Regions from separate parts of the Mus musculus genome. Here regions 2, 3 and 4 are each linked to region 1. Evidence: chromatin contacts called from ENCODE POLR2A ChIA-PET data. All regions are on one chromosome and are shown on one strand. The core of a region is the stretch at or near the end of the contact, and the rest is flanking DNA. Distances in the headings are between cores, read along the strand shown.

Region 1 (2,584 bases), core at 34-2,533:
CCCATGCAGACACAGCCAATCTAGCCTCTGTACTAAGACCTAGAGGCAACAAAACTCTGTTTCTATGCAACTGAACATGTGCACCAGGACTTGCAACGCTAGCCACCATCTGCACAACAAAAATTCCTTCAGTCCTGACACATGGATGCAGCTAACTTCAGCCCTGGAGTGATCTCTGTCCCAAGTCCTGGGGGCAGCAGAAGCCTTTGGGTCTCCGTGTATGTGCCAATTTTTGCCAGGGCCAGAATTCTACCACCTGCGCACCCAGGCTCTAAAAATCTACACTGCTTGACTCCAGCTTTCTCAAACAGGAAACCTCAAAGCCTCCTACCTCCAGCTTGAAGCTGCCTGTTCTCAGGTAAGCTACATACAGCCCACTGAATCCCTTTAAGGGCCGGACTCCAGGTCCCCAGAAAAGCTTTCTTCCAACCCTTGCCCTCATTTAGGTCATAGAGATAAGGTCCCTTTCCTTCCGCTGTATCCCGCTCCCCCATCCATCACGCGCAGCCTCTCTGGAAGAGACTCTTCCCATCATTTGACCCTTCCACTCCAATCCCAACGTGCCCATGTACCCTTTGAGCCCCACTACATCCCTCAGGCTCCACGACCCTGGGATCCCCTAAACGCATTTCTGACCTCTGGTACATTGGTCTCTCAGGCCCTGGACACCAAACCAAGTGACACAGGTTCCGGAGGAGGTCAAGGCTAGCACCACGGCCGTTCTCTGCAGGACTGTGGGTCTCTGAGACTCAGGACCTCACCATGCAGGTTACTCAGACCAAAACATTGCCACACCTCAATTCCAAAGGACCACGGGTCAGAGCCAGGATCCGGAACAGCGGAACACAAGTCCCTCAGACCAGGGACCTCCCCGAAGACGCACCAGACCCCAGGCACTGTGGTCCCGGAGGAAGGAGATTCCTCAACTCCAGAAAACCACAGTGCAGTCACCTGAGCCAGCAGCCCCAACCTCTCCTCAGCCTCCATTCCAGCCTCCCCGCGCGCGCCCGCCCGCCCGCCCGCCCGCGGCCCCTCTGCTCGGGGCCGCCAACTCCGCCGGGCCCGTCCACTCCACGCGCGGCCTCACCCGGGCCGGCCAGTGCGGGTAGCCCTTCATCTTGGCAAACACCAAGTCCCCGGGCTTGAAGGCGTGCGGCATGCTGTCGGCGGAGGCCCAGGCCGCGGGAAGCAGCAACGGCGGTGAGAGGCGAAGTCAGAGGCGGGAGTCGGACGCCTGAGGGGCGGAGGCGTCCGCACGGGCCGCCGGCCGGCGTCTACTTATTGGGTTCAGCACGACCGGAAGTCCCGCCCTCCCTTGGCTAGGGGCCGCCGTCGCCGTCGCTCATGACCACAGAGACGCGCGCGGGCCAATAAAGGGAGGGGTTGGATCAGAGCTAGTTAACGGGATTGGATAACGGAGCAGAAGCCAAGGGCGTGGACTAGGAGCCAGTGGGTGGGGCGGAGGGTGTCGGAGGTAAAAGACGAAAGGTTTAAGCGGCTACTGGGTGGAGCCTAGAGAGGAATGATGGGCGGGGCTTAGGTTGGGGATCGCTCAGGGGCGTGGCTCGCAGTCAGGATGTGGGGCGGGGTGAAGGGCATTAGACGAATTAGACGCAAAACGGACAGGGGCTTGACAGGGGCGTGGCTTAAGAGCTGCATGAGGCAGTGGCCTGTGGGTGAAAGGAAGACTGAAACTAATGACAAGCAGTGATGGGGCGGGGCCTAGCGAGGCCGGAACATACATAACAGTACTGAACAGGCCTTTGGACTCGGCCAGACGAAATATAAACAACCAATCAGCGTAGAAGACGGATTAACGACAGCCTTCCAAAAGGGCATCAGTGCAACTATGAAGCCCATTGGCTATAGCTCGACCAATGGCTGGACATGAAGACAAGTTCCACAGAACTCAGCAAACTCCCGCCAGGAGTTGGCAGAGGAAGGGGCGGTGATCAAGAAAGGTCAGGGCTGAGAAGGGGGCGGGACAGAGCTCACTTGTTTACTTTCATTATTTAAAATTTTTTTCTTTTTTTGTTGTCTATAATACATTACATATTTTCACTTTATACTTACAGCACCTTTATACTTTGACATTTTGCATTTTAATTATTCTTTTTGTTGTTGTTTTTTTGAGACAGGGTTTCTCTGTGTAGCCCTGGCTGTCCTGGAACTCACTCTGTGGACCAGGCTGGCCTGGACCTCAGAAATCCGCCTGCCTCTGCCTCCCAAGTGCTGGGATTAAAGGCGTGCGCCATCACTGCCCAGCCATTTTAATTATTCTTAATTTTATTTGGAGACAGGGTCTCACTCTGCTGTCCTCACTGGTGAGTGGGGGGTGGGGACAACTCCTTATATAGACCAGACTGGCTTCGAACTCACAGATGTACTCTTGCCTCTGTCTCCCCAGCTCTGGATCAAACATGTGTGCCACCGTGCCCTGCCTTAAAAATCTGTGTGCTGCCGGGCAGTGGTGGCTCACGCCTTTAATCCCAGCACTTGGGAGGCAGAGGCAGGCAGATTTCTGAGTTCGAAGCCAGCCCGGTCTACAGAGTGAGTTCCAGGACAGCCAAGGCTATACAGAGAA
Region 2 (2,584 bases), core at 53-2,552, 250 kb before region 1:
GATCCTCAGCGCCTATGAAGGTGCTGGCACCAGGCTGCAGGCTGAGCAAATCCCACTTGGTTACAGGGAAAGATACACTCTTTCTTTTTGCTTTTTGAAACATACCGGATCCATCCTCTCCATAGTTGAAAAAAACTAGCAACTACTCCGGCAAGACACTTCCCCAGGTGTTAATTATTAAAGCGATGCCATCCTCCGCCCCGCCCCCCCCCCTTTCAGACAGATGGGACAAGGAACCGCGATGCCCGAACCGTAATGGCCAAACCGCACCAGTTACAGCATCAAATCTGCAAACCTGGAATCCCTTATACTCTCAGCTGGCTGACCGAAACCCCTAACAGAACCCCCAAAACCCCCCAGGATATGGCAGTAGGAAAGCCACCCCCAGCTGTCCCCAGCTTTGCCAAGCTTCCCTGTCTGCCGGGATGCCCTGGACTAGTGTGCACGCGGAAAACTGCACATTTCATGGCTTACAGAAAGAAGGGAGCTGGAAAGCAAAGAGACCAGGGTACAGAAGCGAGGTGGAAAGGCTGCCATTGCAATAGCAGATACGTGTACTATTTATTTTCATTTTTAAAATGCAGATTATATGGTGATTTACAGATTCTGGACATGCGGGGGTCAAGTTTGCAAGGCCATGATGGGTGAGTGTTTGGAGGGGACAGCTCCAAACCAAAGGGAACCAAAATGCAAGCGGCGGGGAGCAGGGACTTGGAGTGGGTTTTTTATTTTTAAGGATTTGGGGTTGTTGAAGGGATGGCTGGACCGGGCCACCCACGCTGTCATCTTTTGTGCCCTGGAAAGGGGACGCGGCGCCCCGCCCCCGCCCCGCCTTTGTCCGGCCCCATCGTCAACCCCCCCCACCCACCCCCAAAAAAACACACCCTCCTTTCCCAGGCACACAATCGTTTTGTCGATCAACAAACAGCAGCTTCGCCCGAACGGACAAAAGCGCGGCGTACTCCGCCGCCCTGAGGAGCCGAGTAGGCCGCAGCCAAAGCCTCGGCCTGGAGTGCGCGCGGCGGCCCAAGGTGCGGCGTGGGGGCAGGCATGGCGGCCGCGCGGCCCCCCAAAGGGGCCTGGAAGCTGCTGAGCGCCGCCACGGATCGCACACTCACTCACCTGGCGCAACGCGCGGCCCGGGCCGCAGACAGCAGGCTGAGCGGCGCGTGCCCGGCCGTCTCGCGTCGCCCCCGCCGGCCCTCACTCGCTCGCCCCGGCCACTGGGCTCCGAGCTTCGCCCGGTCTCTTTGCTCCTTCGATGGTTCGCTCGCTCGCGGCCGAGCCCTCAGCAAGAGCCCGGGGCGGGGAGGCGAAGCTTCAGAGGGGCGGGGCGACGGCTCCTACTCGGCCGCCATTGGGCATTCAGCCCACGCCCGCACGCTGATTGGTGGCGGCTGACAGCTCCACCCCTCCCCTCATCAACACCGAGCGGCCCCGCCCTCCGCGACCTGGGGCGGGAGCAGGCACTCGATTTCTTCCCTTCATTGGTCCAACCCCGAGGACGTGCCGGCACCCACTCACGTGCCTAGTGACCGGCTCAGCTTTCAGTGGGTACGAAGCATGCCCGTCAAGATGCACACAGCCAATCCGGCTGCGGTCGGGTGTAGGATAGCCCCGAGCTCACGCAGATTGACAAGCGCGTTCTCAGACTTTACTGAGACAAACGCGGATTGGTGTTTGGTACCGGTCTCTGGGTGCCGAATGGTTGCGACTGAATGTCAATCGCTGTCTTGCTGCTCCAGACTCCACCCTGTGATCGGGCGGCTGCTGAGTACGTGATTTCCTGCACAACATCAGCTCTGGGTCCGGAGACAGTGGTTCGAAACCCAGTAGTTCTAGATCTAGAGTCAGAATTTGAGCCCAGCTTTGCAAAAGGCCGAACTAGGGTAAGAGGATCTCAAAAGCGTTCCATATTGCCCTCCCCAAACGTTCATGAGTTCCCTAAAACGTGCGCGACTTGGTCCACCCCACCCCCCACCTTGAACTGATAGCTGTACCCATGGAAAGCGTTGCAATAACTCAGTGGAAGAGGATTCAATTATCTACTTCTCAAAATGTCCTAGGTCCTACTCTCTAGCTCAGCGTATTGCAAATTGGAGGCCTGGGCACCCAAATTCCAGCTACAGGTGTCCAAGCCCCTGCTCCACACAATTGTTTCCATCTCTTCATTGTGCGATGTGAAGGGAACAGCATCACCACACCAGTCACCCTGCACTCAAGAGCATTTAGTTAAGGTCTGATATCATCCCCATCAATATGCATTTATAATTTTAAATTTTTATTATTTTGTATATATGTGTGGTATATACCTCTACAGGTCAGAGGGCAACTCTGGAGTTTGTCATCTGGGTTGTTAGGCTTCACTGCAAGCTCTTTTATCCAGAGCCTGCTTTGCAAACTACCATTACGGCTTCTATACTTGAGCAAGCAGAGGTGACAACATTCCTGTTTTATGGGGTAGACTAGAAATCCTTCTACTTTAATATCTAACATCTGGAAAGTACCCTCCTTAGAGCAGGTTCTTTGTGCACCCAAGATATTTGTTCTACCCCCCTAGTCTGTTGCTAATTCACTAACTCTC
Region 3 (2,584 bases), core at 37-2,536, 220 kb before region 1:
CTGGAACCTCTCAAGTCCCAGGAGGGAGAACTCGGTCACAGAAGGCAGGGGCCCCCGCGCACGCACACACACACACACACACACACACACCACTCAGGACTCCCCCAAAGTTCCAGACCCGTGCCTCCCGCGCGCGTACTTAGAGCAAGACACCCCCCCGCCGTGGCCATGGCAACCGGCAGTCCGGGCCGGGCCACCCGTTAGCGCGCGCTTGTGGCCACAAACTCACCTGAACCCCACCCACAGCTGGCTGCCCTAACTTCCCCTCGGGACACAGACCCTGGCCTCCCGGAAAGGCGCTTTAAAGACCCGGGAGGCACAGAGCCCACGCCCACATCCGCCGCCGCCGCCCAGGCCAGACCCCTGGAGCCCCGCCGTTTAAGTTCCGCCCTTCCCGGAGAGCTCGCTGCTGATTGGCTCCTCCCGGGCTACGTGCCCCGCCCTCCTCGCATGCGATTGGCCTAGATGACCTCGGAGACGCCTGGGCGCGCGAAACCCGACTCGGGCGCGACAATTGAATCTCGGGGAGTGTCCGCTCTTAGGCGTGGAGCCGCGTGCACTTCCCCGCCGGACCCCACGCGTTTCCCGCGAACTTTAGCGGCACCCAGGAGAGTGAAAAACCAGGTGCAGCGTGGAGGATTCCTCTCAAGTTGCCCCTCAACGGATGCAGAAGCACGCATGCGCAGTGGCTGTGCAATGCCCCGAGCCACGCGCGGGAAACTTATGCCAAGTTTTCGGGTCTAACCGTGTGCACAGGGCCGGAGAGGGAGGCTCAGCGTGGAGGACACAACTCGGATTCCTCTTACAAGAGGTGTGGAACCCACGCGTGGGCAATGGCCCTCTGCAGATCTCACCCCACGCGCGGGAAAGTTTTGCAAAGCTCCCCCCCACGACCCGGGCCGTCAACGTAGTGCGCCTGACCAGTAAGAGGGCTAAGCGTAGAAGACACCCATCGGATCCCCTGAAGCAAGCCCCCGCAGCCTTGTGTGAGAAGGGTTCCTTTCAGTTTTGCGTGGTGCCCCGCGTGCCACTGTGTGCATAGAACGCGCTCTTCCACTCACCTCTCTCACGGCGGCGATCCGCACTCTCCTCTCCCTTGGAACGCCTGGTTCTAGGCTAGGGCTCTGCGGCTGGGTGACCCAGAAGGGAGCCGCGTGAGTGGCTGAAGACCCAAGTGAGCACTAGAGCGCGGGTTCCTTCCAGCTGCTAGGACTTTTTTTCCCGCGAAAACTCAGGGCGTTTTTATTAGTGTGCACAGGCTGCTGCGGGAGACTTCCACCCCAATTGGGTGGGGAGGGCTCTTGATTCCTGATTGGCTGGCGCTGTGGCGGGAAGCGAGAAAGCAAGTGGGGCGTCCGCATGACTAAGGATCTACCCCACCCCCGGCTCCGCCCAACGGGCCATGGACTTTCCCTGCCGGCTATGCTCACTTTACCAAGAAGGCCCAGTTCCCCCACCATGTAAACCTCATAGCATTCCTGGGAGAGGAGAAAGGGACACCACCACCACCCCGAGACTTCTGACCACACTACATGTCTATTCCTTCTGAGCTGGACAAACTTTGACCTCTTAATCTAAGCAACCCTGAATCTATATTCATATCCCCTAGGGGAACTTGAGGGGTGCCTCCCCACCAGATACCCTGCACCCCATGTCAGGTCTGAGCTCATTGAGTAACAGAACACTACAGATGGTCTCTCATGCTACCCATCCGCAGGGCTTCTTTTCCTGCCTGGTTTCCCCACCCCCACCCTGCCGGTCAGCAAGCTGTCCAGGCGTGCAGGGCCTCCCTGCCCCCTCCACCCCGGCGGCCTGCTCTGTTCTAACCATTCTTGGCGGACACTTGGCGCGCGCTGGGCATCTGTGCAATAACTAGTGGATAGAGAAACCAGAGTTAGGGGGCCCAACTGCTTGTGAGGCACACCCTCCCCTCCAGCATTTGCCATCTCTGGGAAAGCAAATCCTGACCTAGAAAACAGTGGAGAAGAAAATAATGAACATAGAGGACAATTCCAGGTACATCCACAAGTCATGAGGTCAGAAGTGACCAGTGGCCACGTGGGGGCTGGGACAGAGGCACTTCCGGCTGAGGAAGCCAAGGACACATGAGGTATAAAGAAGGCTTAGAGGGGAAGGCAGGAGGAGGCACCTGGACTGGAACAAGTAAGGCATCAGAGGCCGAGTGAAGGACGTTGGTTTTAAAGGTCCTTAGCAGAAAGACTTCCAATTTTTGTTTAACTGTGTTTGTTTTTTAAAAGAGTCTCACATAGCCCAGGCTAGCCTTCAACTTGCTCTGTAGCTGAAGATGACTTAGAACTCCAGAGCCTCTTGCCTCCATCTTGCTAGTTCTGGGCTAACAGGTATTGCACTAACCCCAGACCATTTGTGGGGCTCGGTAGAAGTTGTCCCTCCAAAGATGTTTCAAGTATCTTTCCGTGAGCCCCAAAGGTCTCCAGGCCCTCACCTCTCACCTCCAAGAGCTGGGAAAACAGGGATTTCTAATGGTAAGGAAAGATTTCCCAGATGGTCATTAGCCTCCTGACACCCTCCTGGCACTCAGGCACTTGGAAAGTAAAGCCAGGAG
Region 4 (2,584 bases), core at 63-2,562, 140 kb before region 1:
AGGAAGAGGCAGGAGTTCAAGATAAATTTTAGCTACATGAGACTCTTCCCCAAAATGGGTGTGAAAAGAAAGGGGTCAGGAGAGAGAAGAGGATGGCTGGAACTGGGGAAGACCAGGAGAGCCGCCAGGCCCTCAGCCACGTCCTGTAATTGTGTAACAAATGGTGTCTCCAGGGAGGGTTCCTGGAAAGGGAACAGGGTTGCAACATCATGTTAAAAATGTAGCTCTCAGGATTTCCGGTCAAAAAGTTAACTAGCTAGGAAGCTAAGTGGGGACACTTCAACAACAATGGAGGATGCTCACTAAATGTCACTCACCAAACAATGGATGCCCTTCTGCAGGAACCCTGTTAGGATAACTTTTGGGGAGTGTGTCTTTATTTACAAAAGCTCTTTAGAGGCTTGAGAGAGGTGGCTCTGCGAGGAGGGGAGTCCATGTCCCAGCACTCATGTGGCCTTAACTCCAGTTACAAGAAATCCATTGTGGGTCTGGAGAGATGGCTCAGTGGTTAAGAGCACTGACTGCTCTTCTGAAGGTCCTGAGTTCAAATCCCAGCAACCACATGGTGGCTCACAACCACCTTTAATGAGATCTGACGCCCTCGAATCTGAAGACTGCTACAGTGTACTTAGGTGTACTTAGATATAATAATAAATTTAAAAAAATTAAAAGGAAAGAAACCCATTGTCCTCTTCTGTCACACTCGCGTGGCTCAGACACAATGCACAGATAAGAAGTAAAACATGAGCCGGGCGTGGTGGCGCACACCTTTAATGCAGAGGCAGGTGGCAGAGGCAGGCGGATTTCTGAGTTCGAGGCCAGCCTGGTCTACAGAGTGAGTTCCAGGACAGCCAGGGCTATACTGAGAAACCCCGTCTCGAAAAACAAAAAACAAAGTAAAACATGGTGTGGGCGAGATCTAGACAGAGCAGGCAGATCTTAGAGTTCAAAGCTAGCCTGATTAAGTGGAGAGTTTCCGAGCGCTGGGATGAGCGGCGTAAGCAATCTGGGACTAGAACCCGGGGCCACCTTTTGGAAGGCAGCTTTCCTAACCACTATTCTACCAATATCTCAGCTTTCTTAGATATTTTTAATAGGTCACTGCAGGGTCGAGCTGGCCAGCAGAACTGGAGCAGGGGTGTCCATCCCGCAGTCCTCTCCCAGACAGCAAGGGGCCACCAGCCTTGCCTTCAGCCCTAAGACGCTCCTGAGCATTGTCCCCTAGAGTTTCACGGACGTTGGTTCTGCCCTGACGTTACCCAATCAAAAGCCTCTGCTTCTGCAGCTCAACTTCCGGGTCAAAGGAGGCGCAGCTGGCGGGTCCCCCCGGTGTCCGCCGCCTTCGCTGTCCCCCCGCGCCCGCCACTTCCGGGCCCTCGTCTTGGGCATGGAGCGTCGCGTGTGAGGCGCCGCCGGCCCCGGGGACGCCCTGCTCAGCTTGTCCTCCGCGCCACGCTCGGGTGAGCAGCGTCCGGCCCCGGCTCGCCGCCTCCCGCCCCGGCCGGCGCCGTCCGCCCGCCTCGGCGCCGCGCGCCCTGTCCTCGTCGTCCCCGCCGCTCTGGTCGCCGCGCTTCGCCGGTTCCGGGCCGCGCCCAAGAGCTGCTGCCGCACCGCTGCGGAGACGCAGCCGCCAGCTTCATCGCAGAGCGCGGCTCAGCCCGGCGTCCGCGCAGCCTCCGCCAGCCTCCGCCAGCCTCGTCTCTGCCAAACCCTCCCTCCCGGCCTCATCCTTCCCAACCTGATCCCCTCAAGCCTCATCCTCTTCCATCTTGATCTTCTAAAGCCGGATCCCCGCAAGCCTGATTCCCCTCCCAGCTTGATCCCTCAAGCCTGATCCCCAAAACTTGATCCGTCCAACTTGTTCCCTCAAGGCCTGATAGTCCAGGTTGACCCTCCTCTCAAACCTGAAATCCTAAAGCTTCATACCCCAAAGCTTGAAACCCGCAGCATGAACCTCTCCAAATGACCCTACCAGCCTGACTCTTCCAAGACTGGTCACTCCCCAAGCCTGATCCTTCACTCAGCCCTTATCCTCTGCCTCAGTTTCCACATTGTCGCATGCCAAGCTTGATACCCTCCCAGACTAAAATCATATCCTCTGTCTCATCCCTTTCCTCCCCGGATTAGCTTGAACCCCCTCAGCTTCCAGCATTCATTCCCTGCATCTTGAGCCCCACCCTTAGGATCTCGGCCTTAGGCCCATCCATCCCCTCCCCATCCACGATTTTGCCCAGCCTTTGACCTCAGCGGCCTTTTTGCTGCCTGTTACCCAGGCTCCCTCGGGAGCCCCCAGGGCAATCACCAACCTGCTTTCGAAGAGTTGGGACTGGTGCCCAGGAGGTGTGGACCACAGTCGCCAGTTCCCTGCTGGGTCCCAGGGAGACCGCACACTGAGGGACACGTCTCTTCCAAGTACAACCCAGGGCATGTTGGCAGCCCCGAGGGGCTGGGAGGCTCAGTTAGAGTCGAACCAGGTAGATAGGGTTAGGCACAGGCGGAGACTCCCGCCCGCATGGAAAGTGAGTGAGAAGAAGCCACACACATCACCGGCCCCTCCATCTTCACCGGCCCCTTCATCCTCACT

Evidence for each region. ChIA-PET counts read pairs that join two places held with the same protein, here RNA polymerase II (POLR2A).
Region 2: POLR2A ChIA-PET joins it to region 1 with 16 read pairs in embryonic stem cell. The contact joins the promoter of Kdm4b here to the promoter of Hdgfl2 in region 1. POLR2A ChIA-PET finds 5 or more read pairs at or near these places in 3 of 5 experiments (Patski and embryonic stem cell).
Region 3: POLR2A ChIA-PET joins it to region 1 with 15 read pairs in embryonic stem cell. The contact joins the promoter of Uhrf1 here to the promoter of Hdgfl2 in region 1. POLR2A ChIA-PET finds 5 or more read pairs at or near these places in 3 of 5 experiments (Patski and embryonic stem cell).
Region 4: POLR2A ChIA-PET joins it to region 1 with 13 read pairs in embryonic stem cell. The contact joins the promoter of Dpp9 here to the promoter of Hdgfl2 in region 1. POLR2A ChIA-PET finds 5 or more read pairs at or near these places in 3 of 5 experiments (Patski and embryonic stem cell).

What each region holds. Positions count from the first base shown.
Region 1 is chr17:56,078,330-56,080,913 of GRCm38, reverse strand. Hdgfl2 (HDGF like 2) reads right to left here and starts at 1,283. Exons shown (of 16, transcript NM_008233.4): 1 at 1,088-1,283. The coding sequence starts at 1,159. It also overlaps a transcript of Ubxn6 not described here.
Region 2 is chr17:56,324,768-56,327,351 of GRCm38, reverse strand. Kdm4b (lysine (K)-specific demethylase 4B) reads right to left here and starts at 1,302. Exons shown (of 23, transcript NM_172132.3): 1 at 1,123-1,302.
Region 3 is chr17:56,302,039-56,304,622 of GRCm38, reverse strand. It overlaps Uhrf1 (ubiquitin-like, containing PHD and RING finger domains, 1), which reads right to left and starts at 1,286. Exons shown (of 17, transcript NM_010931.3): 1 at 1,062-1,286.
Region 4 is chr17:56,217,617-56,220,200 of GRCm38, reverse strand. It overlaps Dpp9 (dipeptidylpeptidase 9), which reads left to right and starts at 1,312. Exons shown (of 21, transcript NM_172624.3): 1 at 1,312-1,460.